Linked DNA regions of Homo sapiens: region 1 is linked to region 2. Evidence: read pairs that join two places in POLR2A ChIA-PET (ENCODE). Cell type or tissue: GM12878. All regions are shown on one strand. Each heading gives the region's core, and the rest is flanking DNA. Links, peaks and the distances in the headings are about the cores only. Region 1 overlaps FXYD5 (FXYD domain containing ion transport regulator 5). Region 2 has its middle 7.1 kb from the start of CD22.

Evidence for each region. ChIA-PET counts read pairs that join two places held together with the same protein. Peaks named below come from ENCODE experiments on the same cell type or tissue, not always from the same donor. Only the 100,000 strongest peaks of a DNase experiment are listed, where the experiment ranks them.
Region 1: POLR2A ChIA-PET joins it to region 2 with 5 read pairs; 4 of 35 experiments call an interaction of 5 or more read pairs at or near these places.

The regions. Positions count from the first base shown.
Region 1 is chr19:35,157,669-35,169,160 of GRCh38, reverse strand. It overlaps FXYD5 (FXYD domain containing ion transport regulator 5), which reads right to left. Exons shown (of 9, transcript NM_014164.6): 4 at 10,761-10,817; 5 at 8,360-8,452; 6 at 4,916-5,005; 7 at 2,990-3,019; 8 at 2,836-2,910. Among named protein-coding and RNA genes, the nearest start is that of FXYD5, 8.7 kb to the right of the region's middle. In GM12878, for the core only: no CTCF peak of the experiment used is centred there; a DNase peak (open chromatin) is centred at 8,190.
Region 2 is chr19:35,316,696-35,327,527 of GRCh38, reverse strand. No RefSeq gene overlaps it. Among named protein-coding and RNA genes, the nearest start is that of CD22, 7.1 kb to the left of the region's middle. RefSeq lists a silencer at 4,020-4,079 and an enhancer at 8,304-8,483. In GM12878, for the core only: no CTCF peak of the experiment used is centred there; DNase peaks (open chromatin) are centred at 3,237 and 3,957; H3K4me3 peaks cover 673 bases; H3K27ac peaks cover 837 bases.

The DNA.
Region 1 (11,492 bases), core at 6,797-9,296, 160 kb after region 2:
GGCCAGGAAGGAGGCATGGAGGCCCAGGAGCTGGGCTCATCCTCACAGGGATGGCTACTGGGGCTTCAATGAGGAGGTTACTTTTTTTTTTTTTTTTTGAGACAGAGTCTTGCTGTGTCACCCAGGCTGGAATGCAGTGGCACAATCTCAGCTCACTGCAACCCCCACCTCCTGGATTCAAGCGATTCTCCCGCCTCAGCCTCCCGAGTAGCTGGGATGACAGGCATGTGCCACCAAGCCCAGCTAATTTTTGTATTTTTAGTAAAGACAGGGTTTCACCATGTTGGCCAAGCTGGTCTTGAACTCCTGGCCTCAAGGGATCCACCTGCCTCAGCCTCCCAAAGTCCTGGGATTACATACGTGAACCACTGTGGCCTGCCAAGGAGGTGACATTTGAACAAAGGTCTGAAGGACGTAAGGGAGACACCTGGAGGAAGGGTGTTACAGGCAGAGGGAACAGCAGCGCAAAGGCCTTGAGGTACGAGGACACAGATGGGTTCCAGAGACTCATCTGTGGCTGCTCCAGAGTGAGGGAGGGGGAACTTAGAAGCCAAGGGTACTTTAGAAAACACCTGCCACCCTTGCCTCCTCCAGCCCCTCAGCTCTCTGGCCTCGTCTTCTCCTCTCCCCCAACCTACCCTGTCCTGGCTACTTTGCCTCCTCTGCTGCTATAGCAATGGGCGCAGCTCATTCCTGCCTCCAGGGCTTGGCACTTGCTGCTCTCTCTACCTGGTGATTCATCTCATCATCAGGGATCAGTTCCAATTTCACCACTCCAGGGAGGGCTTCTCTCCCCACCCCTCTCTTCCCTGTCACTCTGCTTTATTTGGCAAATATCTTTCTCTGTATCCACTCATTCATGCATTTATTTGCTTATCATCTTCGACCAGATGTGAGCTCCTGAGGACAGGGACCAGGGCTGCTTGTCACCACCATGCCCCCAGCATCACCCAGCACAGGTTTGGCACAGACTAGGAGCCCACAAATATTTGCTGTTGGAAAAATACATGGCCCCAGAGCTAACGTTCAGGCTCTGCTCTCACACAAACCTGGGTCCAATCCTTCACTGATTCTTTTTTTTTTTTAAGTAAAAAAAATTATTTGTGTAGAGATAGGGTCTTGCTATTTTGCCCATGCTGGTCTTGAACCCCTGGGCTCAAGCCATCCTCCCACCTTGGCCTCCCAAAGTACTGGGATTACAGGAGTGAGCCACCGTGTCCCGCCAGCAAATGAATTTACTGACTCTTCTGTGCTGTGTGACCTTAGGCAAACTCCTTAACTCTCTGAGCCTTAACTTCTCCACTGGGGTGAGAATAGGACCTGGTGCAAAGTCAGGATCAACACATACATGTTGTATGACCGAGGCAACAGTGCTTGACTCTCAGATTCAGTGGGGATCACGCACACATCAGGAATCATGTCTTATGATTGTTAGAATTCTGCCTCTCCCCTTAAGGCAAAAAAAGATGTGGCTATGCTCATTTTCTTGATGAGGAAGTTGGACAAGAGAGGTAATGAAACTTGGCATTGGTTATACAGATTAACTGATAGCTCGTGTTTTATTTCACCCACAACATTTTAAAAACCTTTTTAAAAAATTAGTTTCTCTGCTTGTTATTCTGCCTTTCCCCACAACTTCCTCTCCCTGCATGGGGCCCTGGGCCCCTTGCCCTCTGGTTAAGCATTGGCAGGAGACAGGGGGGTGGGAGGAGAGGGAGGTTTAGGTATCTGATCCCCACCACCCCTGCTCCCTCCTGGTTTGGTCACAAGTGAGGCAGTGGCTGGAACCCTCTTTCTGAGGCCACAGCTCCTGCCAGCAGCCCCACCTCCAGTTCCATCTCTCACCAGGCCTCCTGCAAAGCCAGTGCCTCCTCTTGTCCCTCAGGCTGGGGGATAACAGGTCCCCATCCTTGCTAGTCCTAGGGCACTGCACCATCTCATTGCCCTGCCTGTACCTCCAGAGATATCACTCTATTAAACTTTCTCCAGTTAATCGTTTGCAGGTCCTTCTGCCACCTGCCATGACCCTGATCAACACAGCTGTCAACATTTGAGTACCAAAAGATTTTACAGAAACATTAAGCTCTTAAAAGAGTAGTTACTCTGGCTGCTTCAAGCCTCTATTCTTGCTGGATTGAGTGGGTGGGGTTGTTCCATGAGGCATTTAATCCTCAGTTATCTCCTCCTGACACAGCCTTTTTCAGCCCTTGTTCCCTGCCAGGCCTGGGTGCAGTGGGCTTGTGACTGCTGGGGTGGTATGCTGACCGCCAAATGGCCCTTAGTCTCTACCCCTCCCTGTCAGTATCCATGTCCTTTGCCATGTGACTTTGCCTATCTTCCCATCAAGAGGTGGAGTCTATTTCCTTGAATGAAACCCAGCCTCATGACTTGCTTTGACCTATGGAATGAGGCAGAAGTGATAATGGCCAGTTCTGAGCCTGCATGCATTCACTCTATCTTAGATCCCTGCCACCACCATGCGAACAAGCCCAGGCTAGCTTAGTGAAGGATAAGATGATGTGGCAAAGAGCCAAGGCACCCCAGAAACAAAGTTTCCTGCTGACCCACAACTGAACTCAGATGCAAGAGTAAATCCAGTTGAGACCAGAAGAATCACCCAGCTGAGCCCAGCCTATGTTTCCAAACTGTGGTATTGAGAGCTCAATAAATGGTCATTATTTTAAACCACTGAATTCTGTGGTGGTTTGTATGTATATGCAGCTAATAGATACCTCATTTAAAACAAAATTGCCCAGGGACCTTTGAGAACCCAGCCCTCCGTCATAAGTCCCCCTCCTGGTCTTGGTGTCCTTCCCACCCAACCCCAGTTCTCACTGGTGAGGATGATGATGCCTGTGATGAACAGCACAGCTGCGACCAACAGCCCCCGTTTCCGGAGGGTGTGTTCATCTGCAGAGAGAAAAATGAAGGGGTAGAGTCAGACGGACCTCACCTTTCCTTCCCCCACATCTTCCTGTGGATAACTTACCATAGAAGAAGGGGTCATCCTCATGAAAACCTGGAGAGGCAGACAAAGAGCAAGTCAGGGTTCAGCAAAGGTTTGTGAAGTGAATACGTGAATGGCAAAGTCAGGAAAGGGGGATACCTGGGTACCCTTAGAACAAAACCCAAAATCTTCACCATGGCACACAATCTGGCTCCCATTATTCCTCTAATCTCATTTCCTTCCTATCCCCCTCACTCCCTGCACTCCAGCCCTACTGGCCTCCCTGCTGTTGAACATGCAGACACCTTCTCACCTCAGGGCCTTTGCACTGGCTGTTTCCTCTGCCTGGAACACACTTTCCCTAGACATCCGCATGGCTCCCTCCTTCACTCCCTTCCCAGTGGGGCCCTCCCTGGTTTTGTATATGAAATACAGGTTGACTATCCCTAATCCCCAAATCCAAAATCCAAAATGTCCCCAAATCTGACACTTTTTGATGTCATGTCAGGGGTGTTTGAACCAGAGCAACTCCATCTCGAATAGGGTAAAATAAGGCTGAGACCTACTGGGCTGTATTCCCCAGAGGTTAGACATTGTTAGTCACAGGATGAGATAGGAGGTCGGCACGAGATACAGGTCATAAAGGCCTTGCTGATAAAACAGGTTGCAGTAAAGAAGCCAGTTAAAACCCACCAAAACCAAGATGGCAATGACAGTGACCTCTGGTCATCCTCACAGCTCATTATACATTAGTTATAATACATTAGCATGCTAAAAGGCACTCCTACCAGCACCATGACAGTTTCAAATGCCATGGCAACATCAGGAAGTTACCCTATACAGTATAAAAAGGGGAGGAATCCTCAGTTCTGGGAATTGCCCACCCCTTTCCCAGAAAACTCATGAATAATCCACCCCTTGTTTAGCATATAACGAAGAAACAACCATAAAAACAGGCAACCAGCAGCCTGTGGGGCTGCTCTGCCTATAGAGTAGCCATTCTTTATTCCTTTACTTTCTAAATAAACTCTATGGACTCTCTGAATTCTTTTTTTGTGCAAGATCCAACAGCCCTTTCTTGGGGTCTGGATCGGAACCCCTTTCCAGTAACAGTCTGACATGACACCGAAAGGAAATGCCCACTGGAACATTTTGGACTTCAGATTTTTGGGTCAGGAAAGTTGAACTGGTAAGTATAATGCAAATATTCTAAAATCTGAAATCTGAAAGTCTCCTGGTCCAAAGCATTTTGGATAAGGAATACTCAACCTGTACTCCCCAGTCACTCTCTAACCCTACTTTACTTTTCTTGATAGCAAGTTGAAATCAACTGATACATAATTATGATTATTTCTTGTTGTGTTTCTCTTACCACTAGAATAGTAGTTCCATGAGGGCAGAGATTTTTTCTGGCTTGTTCACCACTCTATCTCTGTCCCCTAGAACTAGCCTAGCACACAAGTACTCAGTGACTATTTGTTGAATGAATGGATGAATGGGCTCTCTATGTGACCCATGGGCGTATCATTTCCATTCATTCACTGGGGGGCTGACTGGGCAGGAAGTGGTGGATAAGATCACCAGGGAAAGAATCAAATTGCCCCTAGAAACAGAGGTCCTTGCTGACCCACAACTGACCTCAGACGCATGAGTAAGTCCAGCTGAAACCAGAAGAACCAGCCAGCTGAGCACACCCTAGATTTCCAAATTGCAGAAATGAGAGCTAAATAAATGGTTATCCTTTTAAGCCACTGAGTTTTTAGGTGGTTTGTATGCAGCAATAATTTATGCATTCACTTATCTATTCAGACATTTATCATGTGCCCACCCTCTGCCTGGCTTGAAGTCATTTACTTTCCCATCACGTCTTTACTGAGAACTATTCTGTGCTGGGCTGTACTCCAGGTGCTGGAAATACACAGTGAACAGAAAATAGCCTGTTTCCAGTCTGGGGAGGCAGTTACTAACCAGATGGCTTGAGGGTCTGGGGGTCTGTCTGGACGTCTGTGCTTGGGGATGGTCTCTCAGAGAGCGTCGTGGTGTCATCAGTGGGATGAGCTGAGAGAGTGGCCAGATCAGTGGAGGGCAGGAGTGAGCCATGGAGGCAGAAACAAGGGATATTACTGAGAGTCTGCATCTGGAAGAAACCCCTCTCCCACATCTACACAGCTGGTGTGCAGGGTCAGGCATCCCCCCTACTCCACACCTAGAGGCAATAAGTAATGACAGGCATTGAAATGCTGAAATAAGCACATAGCCCCGGTTGCGACTATCTGATCTGCCTCAATCCCCGAGGGACTCCAGACCCCTCTCCTAGGACCTTCTGGCCCACACTATAATCCAGGAGATAAAGGAACGAAAGGGCAACACCTGCCAAGGACTCTGACCCAGCTACATAGTCTGGAGAAACTTGTAAAACATTCTGAATATTGGCTGGGTGCAGTGGCTCATGTCTGTAAACCCCAGCACTTTGGGAGACTGAGGCGGGCAGATCACCTGAAGCCAAGAGCTCAAGACCAGTCTGGCCAACATGGTGAAACCCCGCCTCTACTAAAAATACAAAAATTAACTGGGCCTGGTGGCACACACCTGTAATCCCAGATACTTGGGAGGCTGAGGCAGGAGAATTGCCTGAACTCGGGAGGTGGAGATTGCAGTGAGCCAAGATTTCGCCACTGCACTCCAGTCTGGGCAACAGAGCAACACTCTGTCTCAAAAACAACAACAACAACAAAACTATTCTGAATATCACCTCTGCCCCCAGACCGAAAATACCAAAGGATTCTTCTCTTGAAAAAAAAAAAAAAATCAGTACCTCCAAAGAAAAGGCCTCCCCCAAGCACTGAGAAGTGCCCCCACACCACATCGGAGGCCTCAACAAGAAGCCAGCAGACAGAGAAGCTCCCTCGTGAAACCCAAGTTCCCTGGAATTATCTCAGTGCCCCACACCCTAAATAGGAACTGGCAACCAAGGATTACAAGATATTCAGGGAATGCATTGCCCAGAGGAAGGTATAAGCCAGATCCACGGCAGAGACCACAGGAATGCGAAGGACAGCCATACTGGTGTGTGGTGCTCATGCACCCTGGGGTGAGACAGTCTGGACTCAAATTCCGGTTCTGCCACTCTTGGCTGTATTGCCTAGGGCAAGCTGAGTAACCTCTCTGGGCCTCAGTTCCTTTTCCTGTAAAATGGGAGTAATGACAGTTCCCACCACACAGGATGATCACAAGCATCAAATGACTGAATACACAGAAGCTTAGCACAGTGCCCAGCATGAACAAGCTCTCAGCAAAAGTCAGCCATTGCTATTACTGTCTGCTCAGCACTCTTCCTCCTTCTGGAACAGCTCTCCCTTTCTTTGTGGGAAGACATTGCCCTCCCTTCCCCAGTTATAACCCAGGCTACAAAAGGAAGCTTGTGACCTCAGTCTGGTCCTTCCCTGAGACCTTTGAAATCCCAAGTAGGGATATTGAGTGACAGCTAGGTACTATAGACTGAATTCTATCCACCCCACCAAATTCCATGTGATGGTATTTTGGAGCGAGGGCCTTTGGGAGGTAATTAGGGTTAGATAGGATCATGAGGGTGGGGCCCTCATGATGGGATTAGTGCCCTTATAAGAAGACACCAGAGAGCTTGCTTTCAAGCTCACAAGCCCACCCACACATGGAGAGGACATGGTGAAGACAGAGCAAGAGAATGGCTGTCTGTGACCCAAGGGGAGCCCTCGACAGACACCAACCCTTCTGGCACCTTGATCTTGGACTTCCCATCTCCAGAACCGGGAGAAATGAATTCCTATTGTTTAAGCCATCCAGTCTGTGGTATTTTGTTATCGTAACCTGAGCAGATTAAAACCCTAGGTGAAGTCTGGAAGTTTTGAGCTAGGAGGCTCAAATAACATGAGCCATTTCCTTCCTAGGTGGAAGAGAAGCAAAGATAGAGGAGGAAGAGAGGCCCTGGGGGCTTTCATGCCCAGCCTCTAGGCAACCCAGAGGCTCAGCAGTGACAGCCATTTGTCCTTGATGAATTTCTGTCACATATATCCAGGAACATGGACCAATACATAGAGCAACTCAGGTCAGCAAAGACTCAGTAAATTAATGCAGTGATGTGAGAATGCTTTATCATTGATAAGTGTGGACACAGCTGCTATCCCCCACCCCTACAGGTGCACTTTTGTACAAACTAGAAAAGTTCCCTTCTGTAAAGCACTTTATTTCCATCCATTGTAGGATTGTTTTAATAGATAGATTCTGTAAGAATGAGATGCTTTGCTGCTATCACTAGAAAACTGGAACAATTATAAAGACCGACAAAGGGAATGGCATTGCCCGAGAGGTGGTGCTCTCGTTCAGTACCCAGTCTGCACAACTGTACATGTCTCTCTGGGAGTGGCCTACTCTACAACACTTTCCAGTGTGGGGCTGCCCCTCAAATAAGGATCATCACGCAGGCATTAGAGGCGATCTGTTGCCTTATCTCAGCTCAGTCTCCTTTCCCACACCTTCTGGTAATACTAACTCACTTGTCCAAAGGAAAATCCCCTCTTCCCTGACTCTTGGTCTATGTGGTTCAGGCATGGCTGGCTGAGCCTCTTCTCTAGCCCCAGGGTGGGGCACAAGACTCAGGCCTGACCAATGAGAGCAGCTCATTTCTCAGGCTCTCATTGGTTCAGACATGAGCATGTGACTCCAGCTGAACCAATGAGAGTCAATTCTAGGCCTCAGGCTAGAAATAATGGGAAAGATTTTGTTCTCTAGCCACCACGTATGTGACCTAAAGTTAGAACTATGGGACCATCTCTGCCATCAAGAGGGGAGAAGTTAGTAGAGAATGAAGACAACAGAACCAAGAGAGGGAACAAAGCACTCATGACAGTGCTTACTCGCCTTGATCCAGCTATGCCTGAAGTTGGCTACTTCTGGACTTTCCAGAACTTATATAGCCAATCATTCTTTTGTGTGTGTGTGTGTGTGTGTGTGTGTTTAAGGTGAATTTTCTATATTTTGCAACTGAAAAGCTCCTGCTCTAACATTAAGGAGATGTACAAAAAAGAAATATCCACAGGCACATTCTATAGCCCCAGCCCTCCGAGGGGAACTGACAGAAAGAAAGTTCCAAAGTCTATCAGTTAGGGAAACACTGCATACTGCACGCTGCCCCTTGGGGATCCTTTGCTGAAAATTAGCTTAATGAAGACTCTCAGAAGTCCTGCCACAAAGAAACATGGTTAACTTTAACTCAGGGTTCCCCAAATAACTTTGACCACAAACCAAAAACATTTTTTTTAAATGTATTAACAATTCCCCAAACAGGGGCACTGAGAAACGTACTGAGGGAAATGTTGACCTAGATAGAGAATTAAACAAAAATCGTAGGCTGCTGCTCTCAGTCCCATGCTATACCTGCTTTGGTGCTCTTGTGTGTCTCTGGATCTGTCACTAGAGGCCCATCCGTTCCTTCCAGTTGCTGGGTCTGGGTCTGGGGTTGTGGTGTTTCTATTCAGGTCAGGAGAGCAAGGAGGGAAGGATAAGAAAGAGTCACTGGGGAAAGAGAATTGGGGCCGGGCGCGGTGGCTTATGTCTGTATTCCCAGCACTTTGGGAGGCCGAGGCGGGCAGATTACCTTAGGTCGGGAGTTCGAGACCAGCCTGACCAACATGGAGAAACCCTGTCTCTACTAAAAATACAAAATTAGCTGGGCGTGGTCGCTCATGCCTCTAATCTCAGCTACTCGGGAGGCTGAGGGAGAATTGCTTGAACCTGGGAGGCAGAGGTTGTGGTGAGCCGAGATTGCACCATTGCACAGCGACCTGGGCAACAAGAGCAAAACTCCATCTCAGAAAAAACCTAAGAGGCTGGCAAAACCTGAAAATGTCAGTATACCAAGTGTCACTGTAGGGTTGGGAAGGGGGACACTCCTGCACACTGCTGGTGGGTTAGGAAATGGGTACAGTCACTTGGGAGGGGAACTTTTATTTTTACTTTTATTTATTTTTGAGACAGGGTCTCACTCTATCACCTGAGCTGGAGTGCAGTGGTGCAATCATAGCTCACTGTAGCCTTGAACTCTTGGGCTCAAGTGATTCTCCCGCCTTAGCCTCCCAGGTAGCTGGGACTACAGGCACATGCCACCATGCCCAGCTAATCATTTTGTACTTTTTGTAGAGAATAGGTTTTGCTGTGTTGTCCAGGCTGGTCTCAAATTCCTGGGCTCAAGCGATCCACCCGCCTCAGCCTCCAAAAGTGCTGGGATGACAGGCATGAGCCACTGTGCCTGGGCGGCAGGAGGGCAAATTTTAAAACATTAAGCATGCATGTCCTTTGCCCTGTATTGTCTTGGATAAAAGCACAGGCTCTGGTGCCAGATTCCTGGACTTCGATTCCAGCTGCGTCCCTGACTTGTTGTGAGACCTTGAACCAGTTACTCACAGCCTCTGTTTCCTTGTCTGTAAAATGGGGACAATGGTAATTTCTGCCTCTTAGGGTTTGCGTGAAGGTTGAATGAGTTAACATACGCAAAATATTTAGAACCATGACCAGCACATAGTCAGTACATATTCCAAGTGCGTTTGCTCAAGGAGGAAGGGACAAAGTTGCTCATTGTGGTGCTGTGTGTAGACAGAAAAAGCTGGAAACAGCCAACATGTTCATCAAGAAGTGTGTGACTCCATAAGCTGTGATATAGGCGCCTTGTGGAATACCAGGCAGGAGAGAAAACAAAACAAGTCTTTATGCAGTGATGTGAGAAGAACTTCCAAACATACGACTGCACGAAGAAACAAAGCAAGCTGCAGAACAATCATAAGGTCTCCTTAAGCTCACACAAACACAGCACACAGTCAGTGCATTTTCTCCAAGTAATATACATGGGATGTGGTATCACTGGGGACCTACCCCAATGCTGACAGTGGGGACCTCTCAGAGACAGAGGGAGAGAACGAGGATTGGGGAGGGGAGGTGACAAAGGGGTTTAGTTTTGCCTACAATCATTTTATTCTTTCCAGGCAGAATGTGTTTTTGTACTACTGTGTCTTTAAACATCGATTGAAAAAATCAGGGAGCACTTTTTTTTTTTTTTGAGACAGGGTTTCGCTCTGTTGCCCAGGCTGGAGTGCAGTGGCAAGATCTTGGCTCACTGCAACCTCTGCCTCTGGGCTTAAGTGATTCTCCTGCCTCAGCCTTTCGAGTAGCTGGGACTACAGGAGCACGCCAACGCACTCGGCTAATTTTTGTATTTTTCTGTAGAGATGGAGTCTCACTGTGTTGCCCAGGCTGGTCTAGAACTCCTGAGCTCAAGTGATCCATCCACCTTGGCCTCTCAAAGTGCTGGGATTATAGGCATGAGCCACTGTGCCTGGCCGGGAGCACTTTTTGAATTATACTTCAAGAAAACGTCCAAAAATTGTTCAAAAAATTCAAAAAAGGGATCAGAGAAAAAAGAGATGAAAGGAAGAAATAAATGGGACTGGCACACAGAGACTTTCTGGGGGTGTTTGCAAAGTTCTGCTCCTTGACCCGGTTGGTAGTTACATAGGGATTCAATTTAGAGTAAGTTATTACACTGTAAATTTATGGGTTTTGTATTTTTCTATATGCATGTTAATTTCACAATTTCAAAAGCGTTTTGGTTTTCTTTTTCTAAAGAATTGAATGGAGTTGGCTGTCCCCACCCAGAGTAAACCAGGGCATTCAGAGCTGGGAGTAGGGACTGAAATGGGCAACCAAAGACCTATAGTGTCAGAGGAAGAGGGGAAACTTTGTTTGTCTTGGTCCTGTCCCCGCCGCCTGCCCCTGCACTACTCACCATCAGCAGGCCAGGTTGGGGTTGGAGAGGTGGGCTGGAGTTCTGTGTAGACTGCATCTGGAGTCCAGAAACAAGGAGTCACGGAGAGAAAAGGAGAGAGAAAAAGAAGTGGGCAAGGTCTATGGGTGGAGATGCCAGAGATTCCCGTAGCAACTCAACTTTAATGTAATAGAAATGGCTTAATTAATCCAGCCATTTGCTAACTGCCGAAATGTGTAACCAATATGTCCCCTTCTTTGGGACCTTACGTCCCACAGATGCCACACTACAGCTCCTTCTTCGAGATGCTGGCTGCAAATTGTCTTTCTCAAGACTCTGAGAAGTGCTGCCTAAAAAAACATGTTTAACTCAGCTTCCCAAATGCACCTGCTCTGATAAAAGCCCCCAGAACTTCCTTTAGGGACCATCCTTCCCTGACTCTTGGTCCACTTTATTCAGCGGGGCTGACACCAGCCCTGGTGGAGGTTGGACATGGAACCCAGGCCTGGCCAATCAGCTTTCTATGCCTGTGGCCACAGTGGCCAGCTCAGGGATACGACCTGAGCCTGGCCAAAGATAACTCAGTTCTGGGACATTTGCTGGACTGGGGAAAGGAAATTCTCTTGCTGGGATTCTTAGCAGACAGGATGACAGCCCCAGGCTTCAAGGGATCATCTTGGCCCCATGAGAGGAGACTCTTCCTGAAAATGAAGCCAACACAGAGAAAACAGAACCAAGAGGTGGAGAGAGGTT
Region 2 (10,832 bases), core at 1,910-4,409:
GTAAGACCTTGTCTCAGTAAATAATAAATAAATAAAATGAACAAAAAGCAGTGATGTTCTGGAAAGATGGAGTAGATGTATTTATTTATTCTGCCAAGTATAACTGAAAACCTTGAACGTGACAAGACAAGCATAAGAAGACTGAAAGATGGAGAGAAGCAGACTGGTTAGGAACCTCGGGACTTAAGGAATGGTGGTGAATTCCCTGGGATTTCTCTTTGCCTCATATATCTCAGGCTGAATACTGGAGAAGCCAACAACTGAAAATGCCAAGGGGCACAAACAAGAAAAAGTCCCAACAGAACAAGTTCTAGCAAAACTATGCTTTTCTAGCCAAAGAACGAGGAAAGGGGCATCCTAGAAAGACAGAGCTCTTTTAGTCCATACCTGCTCCGCTCCATCCAAGTTCCATCATCACCCTTGTCAGCAAAGGCCGGATGGAAAACCTAGACATTCACCTTCACCAGGCTGTAACAAAGAACCCTAGGCCACTCCCATACTCAGCCAGAGTGATGCTAGAGTTGGAGCTGGGACATTCCTCCCCACTGGGATCACCCTCCCCCGATGTGGTGTTGGTGGAAACCATGTGGGCAGCCTGGACATCCACTGCCACCCCAATGCAGAAATGAGGCATTCCACCCGGCCCCATTGGAGTAGTGTCAAAGGGGGCCTGGTGGAGAGTTGGGACTTTCGCCACCACTCAGTGGTAACAAGCACCCCCCTCTCTCTGCCACACACAGTGTCAGTGAAAGCCACATAGGGAGCAGTAATGAAGCATCCCTCCCACTCCCAGCCAGGGAGTTGTCATGGATTCCTAGTGGGGAACCTGAACTTCTACCCTTACCAAACAATAACATGGAGGCCTCATCTCTCCCAACCCCCCAGGTTCAGGAAAGGCTGGATGGAGAACCTGGACTTTTATCCCTGTCTGGAAGCAATCAGGCAGTGCCCTACTTTATTTCGCTGGAGCAGTATAAAGGGAAGCCCACTAAAACAAAATATTTAAAGAAGATCCAGAATCTTATAACACAGTGCCCAGAATATCCTGACTTCAATGGCAAATCACTTGTCATACTAGGAATCAGGCATTCTCAAACTGAATAACAAAAGATAATTAACAGACACAAACATCAAGACGACACAGATGTTAGAATTATCTGACAAAGATTTTGGAGCAGCCATCATAAAAGTGTTTCACTGAGAAATTATAAATGTGCTTGAAACAAATAAAATAATAAAAAGTATCAGCAAAGAAATAGAAAATATAAAGAAGAACCAAATGGAAACTTTAGAACTAAAAAATACAACTAAAAAATACAAGAGCTGAAATAAAAACCATAATGGATGGGCTCAATAGCAGAATGGAGAGTATAGAAGAAAGAAGCAGTGAAACAAAACGTATAACAATAGAAATTACCCATTCTGAACAATGGAAAGAAAATAGATGAAAGAAAATGGAACAAAGCCTCAAGGACATGAGTAACTATAATAAAAGAAGATCTAACATTTTGTCATTGAAGTCCCAGAAGGGGAGGAAAAGGAGGGTGGGCCTTAAAAAAATATTCCAAGAAGTAATGGCTGCAAATTATCTTCATTTGACAACACACACGCACAACATATGTCTACAGATTCAAGAAGCTGAGCGCATCACAAACAGGATAAACCCAAAGAAATTCATGCCAAGACACATCATAGTCAAACTTCTAAAAACAAGAGGCAGAGAAAATTCTCGAAAGCAACCACATAAAAATGCAAAAAATTAGCCAGTTGGGTGGTGCGTGCCTGTAGTCCCAGCTACTCAGGAGGCCAAGGCAGGAGGATCACTTGAACCTGGGAGGCGGAGGTTGCAGTGAGCTGAGATCCTGCCACTGCACTCCAGCCTGGGCAACAGAGCGAAACTCTGTCTTAATTAAAAAGTAAAATAAAATAAAAACAAAAAACCTCTGGAAGATAACATAGGAGAAAATCTGTGAGACTTAGAGCTTGATGAAGTGTTCTTAGACATGACACCAAAGGCATGATCCCTAAAAAAATCAATCCAACTTCATCAAAATTAATTTTTTTTTGCTCTGTAAAAGACCTAGTTAAGAGAATGAAAAGACAAATTACAGACTAAGAGAAAATATTTGCAAACCACATATCTGACAAAGGACTCCTATCTAGAACAAATATATAAAGAACTCTCAAATTCAACATAGAAACACTACATAAAAAAATCAAATCATCCAATTAGAAGACTGGCAAAAGATATAAAGAGAAATTTCACCCAAGGGGATATATGGATAGAAAATAATTATCTAAAAAGATATTCAACATCACTAGCCTTTAGACAGGTTAAGACCATGATGAGATATCACTACTAACATCTATAAGAACAGCTAAAATAAAAGATAGTATCAAATACTGGAAAGATGTATGGAAACTAAATCATTTATATATTGCTAGTGTGAATATAAAATTGTCCAGCCACTCTGGAAAAAAGTCTCAAAACAGTTCCTCCAAAGATTAAGCATAGAATTACCATACACTCCTGCATCTCCACTCTTACATATATAACCAAGAGAAATAAGAACATGTTCACCCAGAAACTTGAACACAAATGTTTACAGCAGCATTATTCATGAAAGCCAAAAAGCAGAAACAACCCACATGTCCATGAAGAGATGAATGAATAAAGAAAATATGGGAGACCTAAACAATAAAATATTATTTGATAATAAAAAGGAATGAAGTACTGATAGATACTACAACATGGATGAACTTTTTTTCGAGACCGAGTTTCACTTGTTGCCCAGGCTGGAGTGCAGTGGTGCCATCTCGGCTCACTGCAACCTCTGCCTCCCAGGTTCAAGCGATTCTCCTGCCTCAACCTTCTGAGTGACTGGGATTACAGGCATCCGCCACCACGCCCAGCTAATTATTCATATTGTTAGTAGAGACGGGGTTTTACCATGTTGGCCAGACTGGTCCTGAACTCCTGACCTCAGGTGATCCACCCGCCTTGGCCTCCCAAAGTGCTGGGATTACAGGCGTGAGCCACGGCGCCTGGATATGGATGAACTTTGAAAACATTAAGTGAAAGAAGCCAATCACAAAATGTCACATATTGTATGATTCCATTCACGTGAAATATTCAGAAAAGGCAAATCTGTAGAGACAGAAGTAGATGTAGCGGTTGCGTAGGGCTGGGGTGGGGTGGGAAAGGTAAGAGGAAATGAAGAGTGACTGCTAATGGATGTGAGATTATTTTGGGGTGATGAAATGTTCTAAAACTGGTTGTGGTGATGGTTGCATAATTCAGTGAATAGACCCAAAACCATTCAATTGGACATTTTACATGGGTGTGTTTTATGGTATGTGAATTATATCTCAGCAAAGCTGTTATATATGTAGTATATATGTAATATATAACAGCTTTACATACAGCTTTAACACACATATGTGTGCATATATGTGTGTGTATGTATATTGTGTGTGTGTGTGTACATATATATATATATAAAATAAAAATCAGGCTGGGCACGATGGCTCACACCTGTAATCCCAGCACTTTGGGAAGCAAAGTGGATCACCTGAGGTCAGGAGTTCAAGACCAGCCTGGCCAACATGGCAAAACCCCATCTCTACTAAAAATACAAAAATTAGCAGGCATGGTGGTGTGCGCCTATAATCCCAGCTGCTCAGGAAGCTGAGGCAGGAGAGTCACCTGAGCCCAGGAGGCGGAGGTTGCAGTGAGCTGAGATCCCACCACTGCACTCCAGCCTGGGCGACAGAGTGAGACTCTGTCTCTAAATAAATAAATAAATAAATAAATAAATAAATAAATAAATAAAAAACAGTCCAGTTAGAAAATAGGCAAAAGACATGATGACACCTTTCCCTGAAGAAGGTATATAGAAGGCAAATAAGCACATGAAAAGATGTCTCACATCACCAGCCATTAGTGAAATGCAAATTGAAACCCATGACAAGATACCGCTTTAGAACAGCTAAAATTAAATAACCAATAATGACAACACCAAACACTGGTGAGGATGCTGTGAACTTGAAACATTCACACACGACTGGTGGGGATGCAAAGTGGTCCAGCTACTCTGGAAAACAGTTTGCCGGTTTCCTGAAAAACTAAACAAAATATACCTACCAGATGACCCAGCAATTGCACTCCTGGGCATTTTATCCCTAAGAAATGAAAACGTATGTCCACATAAAAACCTGCACACAATTATTCACAGCAGCTTTGTTTGTAATAGCCAAAAACTGGAAACAGGCCAGGCACGGTGGCTCACGCCTGTAATCCCAGCACTTTGGGAGGCCGAGGTGGGCGATCACCTGAGGTCAGGAGTAATCTCAGCATTTTGCGAGGCCAAGGAGGGCAATCACCTGAGGTCAGGAGTTCGAGACCAGCCTGGCCAACATTGTGAAATCCTGTCTCTATTAAAAATACAAAATGAGCTGGTCGTGGCGGTACATGCTGGTAATCCCAGTGTAAATAGTAAAGTAGAAGTTCCTTTTCAAAGAGACTGTCCTCCCCATCTAATTAAGAATAAATAGTAACTTCTCTTAGAAGCAAAATTTATTCAAAGACCTGTGCTAACATTCTTAAATATCTACTAGCCATAATAAAAAAATCAATGTACTTTATGTTCTTAGATCCTACAATTTAGCCTAAAGATTTGCCCTAGCATGCTTATACTAGTCCAAGAAAGCATTAAGTCAAAGCCTGTTCCTCTTCCTTATTTAGAAATGTTTTTACTTTTCTCAGTATTCCACGTTACTTTCTCCTTCCTTTGTTCTCCTCTGCCTTTGCCTCTTTTAAAAAGTTCTAAGTTGCTAGCCAATCCAGACAAATACAGAATGTGAGGTCCCGTTTCAGCCAATAGAAACCAGACACAGCAATAAAGTAGATGCATCAAGTTATAAATGACCCTGTCTCCTTTGTTCAGTGTACTTTTGTAGCAAAACTGCTAGCGAGTATACCCTTTCTGCAGAAAGTAAAACTAGCCTTGCTGAAGAAATTAAATTTACATTAAAGTGCTATTTCTTTACAGCACCAAAAATCAAGCATTTCTAACACAAGCTACTCGGGAGGCTGAGGCAGGAGAATTGCTTGAACCTGGGAGGCAGAGGTTGCGGTAAGCCGAGATCACGCCATTGCACTCCAGCCTGGGCAACAAGAGCAAGATTCCATCTCAAGAAAAAAAAAAGCAAAACCAAAAACTGGAAACAACCAATACGTCCTTCACTAGGTGAGTGGCTTAACAGATTACGGTACATCCATGCCATGGAGTACTATGCAGCAATAAAAAGGAGTGAGATATGAAGAGGATACAGGCAACAACTTGGACGATTCTGAAGAGTGGTACAGAGAGTGAAAAAAGCCAGTCTCCAAGGATCACATGTGTTACAACATTCTTTTTGTTTGTTTGTTTTTTGAGACGGAGTTTTGCCCTTGTCCCCCAGGTTGGAGTGCAGTGGCTCGATCTCGGCTCACTGCAACCTCTGCCTCTAGGATTTAAGTGATTCTTCTACCTAAGCCTCCCGAGTAGCTGGGATTAAGGTGCCTAACACCATGCCTGGCTAATTTTTGTATTTTAGTAGAGATGGGGTTTCACCATGTTGGTCAGGCTGGTCTCAAATTCCTGACCTCAAGTGATCCACCTGCCTTAGCCTCCCAAAGTGCTGGGATGACAGGTGTGAGCCACCACGCCCAGGCATAACATTCTTGAAATGACAAAATGATAGAGGTGGAGAAGATGAAAAGTTGCCAGGGGTTAGGGATGGTAGGGGAAAGTGTCTGACTATGAAGGGAGTAGCACAAGGGAGGTCTTTGTAGTAACAGAATAATTCTGTATCTGGACTGCAGTTGTTGTTATATACATCCAGATGTGATAAAATGACATAGAACTGTACACACACATTATACCAATGTCAAATTCCTGGTTTTGATATTGTCCTGAATGACTTAAGAAGTAACCATCAGGGGATGCTGGGTGAAGAGTACACCAGACTTCTCTATTCTATCTTTGCAACTTCTGTGAATCTATACTTATTAAAAAAAAAAAAATTTAAGACAGTCTCGCTCTGTCACCCAGGAAGGAGTGAAGTGGTGTGATCATAGCTCACTGCAGCCTTGAACTTGAGGTGGGCTCAAGTAATCCTCAGCCACCTGAGTAACTAGAACTACAGGTACCAGCCACCATACCCCGTTAATTTATTTTTTATTTTTTATTGAGTCGGGGTCTCACATTTCCCATTCTGGTCTCCAACTCCTGTCCTCAAGCAATCCACTTCCTCAGCCTTCCAAGATGCTGGGATTACAGGAGCCAGTCACCGCACCTGGCCGTATATTTTTATTTTTTTAATCCCAGGAATCTCAATGGGGGACTCCAAGCCAGGTGGCCAGGTCCCAAAGGTCTCAGGGAGGGTACCCTTTGGGGCTTGAATTCCTGCTCCTCACCTAGAAGGAGTAGCTGAGGTTTCTGCAGGCCACAGCACCAGGTGTGGCTCATAGTCTTCTAACAGGAGGAGATTGGGCTTGTGGACGTGTCTTGATTTCTGGAGGCCAAGGGCTGCGTGGAGAAGGCAAGGGAGGAGGAGCAGGACTCCTGAGAACGCAGCCTCGGCGCTTTCACTCTTCCTCCCTGTTCCTTCAAACAGGTCGTTGGTCTCCTTTTTTGGTGACTTGACTGTCACCCCTTTACCAGGGAAGCAGTGAAAGCAGGCAACTAACAGAGTCCCTGTGAGCCCTGGGTGGCTACTCCCTGCCTGGCTATGTCCCCCTCACCCCCCAACCTCTGCCCAGGATGGTAAGACGGGAACAATGATAGTGCCTTCCTCACCGGGCTGGTGACAGCACACACAGGACACACTCAGCAACTCGCACATCCCATGACAAGCATGTGGTAAAAAGACCCGGGTTCCAGTCCCAGGTCTGCCACGTGTTTGTTGTGACATCACCTCAGTTTCCCTCCCAGGGTGATAATAAGATTGCTGTTATGACTTCAGGGCTATGCTGTGACAGGTCCCCAGCCCCTACAGCACTTTGCATGGTGGCTGCTATGGAACGGGCTCTCTGTAAAAGTGAGCTGTCATTATTCCAGACATTGTCACTTACGCTGCTGACCCAGCACTCCCTGCAGACATTAATTCACCCACCTCTGGCTACTCAGCCCTAGCCTGAGCTTCACAGAGAGGCCCTTTGGGACTAAACTGTCATTTCCTTCCCGCTCCCCAGGCAGATCGAGCTCTAGGGTGGGAAGGGGCCTTTGGCTCAGCTGCTGCCAGACTTCTCTGTTCTATCTTTGCAACTTCCTGTGATAATTATTTCAAAATTAAAAGATTTTTTTTTTTAATTTGCGAGGTTGAGGTTGTCACCTCCTGTTTAAGGAGCAGCCTGGAGTTGAGAGCGAGAAGAGTGGGGAAAGAAAGAGGCTCGCCTACTTCTCCTTTTTTTCTCCCCCTTTTTCTTTTCTTTCTTTTTTTTTTTTTTTTTTTTTTTTCTGAGACCAAGTCTCACTCTGTTGTCCAGGCTGGAGTGCAATGGTGCGATCTCAGCTCACTGCAGCCTCCGCCTCCCAGGTTCAAGCAATTCTCCTGCCTTAGCCTTCTGAGTAGCTGGGACTACAGGCGCGTACCACCACGCCTGGCTAATTTTTGTATTTTTAGTAGAGATGGGGTTTTGCCATGCTGGCCAGGCTGGTCTTAAACTCCTGACCTTAGATGATCTGCCCGCCTTGGCCTCCCAAAGTGCTGGGATTACAGGCATGAGCACCACATTCGATCTTTTTTTTTTTCTTTTTTAGTGACTGAGTCTTACTCTGTTGCCCAGGCTGGCATGCAGTGGTGCACTCATAGCTCACTGCAGATTCAAACTCCTGGGCTCAAGTGGTCCTCCTGCTTCAGCCTCTTGAGTAGCTGGGATGACAGGCATGCACTACTGTGCCCAGCTTATTTTTAAACATTTTTTTTTCTACATACAATGTCTGCTGTGTTGCCCAGGCTGGTCTTGAACTCCTAGAAAGCACTTCTCAGCAGTGCGGTGCATCTCTACCCCCGGCCAGTCGCAAGAGCCCAGCCCTGCATGATCACCCACCTGGGGAGGAGGCTCTGGAGTGGCCAGTGCTGGCTGGGAGCTCTTTCATCAAGGAGGATAATGGAGCTGCCTGCCCCAGGCACTGTCCCAGGGACAGGGTGGGAGGCGGGCCAGGGATGGATCAGTCATCTCCGTCAGGAGTGACTCAGGAGGTTGGCAGACCGGGAGGGACAAAGAGACCCGTGTCATGACCATGGCCTGGTGCCTGGGTGTCCTCCCTCCCACACGTGGTGGCCCAGCCCTACTGGCACGTGAGGCCATGAGACCTTCTCACCTTCCTTCCTGCCTGGCCAACCCTCATCTCAGCGTCTGCCCCCATCTCTCTGAGTCACTGTGTCATGTGTTCTGACTCTTCCTCGGCTTGGCATTTCCCAGGGAGGGGGTGCCATCTGCCTTCCCTGTCCCTGAGGGCCTCCCTGGGCCTGAACTCGGCCGGAGTAGATCACTCTTGCGTTCTCCACTGAACCTGCCCCTCCTGCTTTCTTCAACCTCTTAAGGAAGCTGCTGGAGTCACCTTTGACTCTTCAAGTGAGTCTCACCACTTCCTCCTCCAAAATGGGTCCTGACCCCACCCCTCTCCCCATCTCCACTTCCTCTCTCTTGGACAATGGCCAGGGCCTCCCAAGCCCTGTCCCTGCCTCCACTGATAGCCTGTGCTCACTGTCCACGCAGCTGCCAGTGGGCCTCTGAAGCCTCAAGCCTGCCATCACACCCCTCCGAACTCACTTCTCCAGCGGCTTCTCAACGCGCTCTTTGAAAGCCCAAGTCCTGGCTGGGCACAGTGGTTCACACTTGTAATCCCAGCACTTTGGCAGGCAGAGGCAGGCAGATAACTTGAGGTCAGCAGTTCGAGACCAGCCCGGCCAACATGGTGAAACTCCGTGTCTATTAAAAATTAGTTGGGCATGGTGGTGCGTGCCTGTAATCCCAGCTACTTGGGAGGCTGAGGCAGGAGAATCACCTGAACTCGGGAGGCGGAGGTTGTAATGAGCCGAGATCATGCCACTGCACTCTAGCCTTGGTGACAGAGCGAGACTCCATCTCAAAAAAAAAAAAAAAAAAAAAACCTAGGATTAAATTCCATTGCTGGGCGGGATGGCTCACGCCTGTATTCCCAGCACTTTGGGAGGCTGAGGCGGGTGGATCACCTGAGGTCAGAAGTTTAAGAGCAACCTGGTCAACATGGTGAAACCCCGTCTCTACTAAAAATATAAAAATTAGACAGGCGTGGTGGTACATGCTTGTAATCCCAGCTACTCAGGAGGCTGAGGCAGGAAAATTGCTTGAACCCGGGAGGCAGAGGCTGCAGTGAGCTGAGATTGTGCCACTGCACTCCAGCATGGGCAACAGAGTGAGACTCTGCCTCAAAACAAACAAACAAAGAAACAAACAAACAAGCCCCAGTCCTGCCTGTGGCCTACAAGGCCCTGTGTAATCGAGCTTCCTTGGGCAACAGAGCGATACTCTGCCTCAAAACAAACAAACAAAGAAACAAACAAACAAGCCCCAGTCCTGCCTGTGGCCTACAAGGCCCTGTGTAATCGAGCTTCCTTGGGCAACCACTCTGGCTCCATCACTCCACTCAAGCATGCTTCTTTCCTTCTTGTTCCATGAAGGTAACAAGTACATTCTCGCCAGGGGCCTTTGCACTCGATTTTGGCCTTCCCTGGACCCACATTCCCCAGGAACCCACAGAGCTCCCTCCCTTACTTCCTTCTGGTCTCAAGTCAAATGACTTCTCTTTCTGAAATGGCAGCCTGACCCAGCACAGCCTGACCTTGCACCCCTCTGCAGTTCCTTCACTGTCAGATGTGCGGTCATGTGTTTGCTTGTCTTTCTGATCGTTGTCTGTCTCTTCTGCAGAATGTCAGCTCTGGGAGGTCACAGAGTGATTCTTTTTGGGCACTGCTGTGACCCTGGGGCCCAGCATAGGCCTGGCACACAGAGGTGCTCAGTGAGCATGTGTTGAATTCTGGTGGGGTCCAGGAGCTGGGTGGGGAAAGTCTGAGAGAGTGAACTTGAGTTCAGGTCCTACTGGTTTGTTTGTTCGTTTTTTGAGACAGGGTCTCACTCTGTTGCTGAGGCTGGAGTGCAATGGTTCAATCTCGGCTCACTGCAAACTCCATTTCCTGGGCTCAAACTATCCCTCCCACCTCAGCCTCCCGAGTAGGTAGGACTACAGGCGCATGCCACCATACCTGCCTAATTTTTGTATTTTTTGTAGAGACAGGGTCTCGCTATGTTGCTGAGGCTGGTCTCAAACTCCTGGGCTGAAGCCATCCACCAGCCTCAGCCTCCCAAAGTGCTGGGATTACAGGCATGAGCCACCGCACCTGGCTCGGTCCTACACGTTCGCCATGGCTGAGTGCCGGTCCCTCCTAAGGATGGTCTTTGTGTCAAATTCCCTCATTGTTTCCCAAACTTTAGAGGTTTGCCTACAACCTTCAGGAGCCACCTGCAACATGTTTATTTAATACATTTTTAAAATCAGTTCAGTTGATTGATTTCTTTCTTATTTATTTATTTTGACTTAGCCTCATCCGAAGCTGGTGCGGCATTCTGGTTTCCTGTTGTTCCGGTGCATACTAAATGAAGCATACACAGTAGCGTCACAGTGGCTCCCAGGGCCCTCAAGCTGCACTTTGGGCAGCGTGAGTTACTCCCCGATCCCTGGTTATTGACAATGTTTTGCTCCTCTGGGTGAAGTCCTCCCAGGCCAGACCTGCTGGAGCCAGAG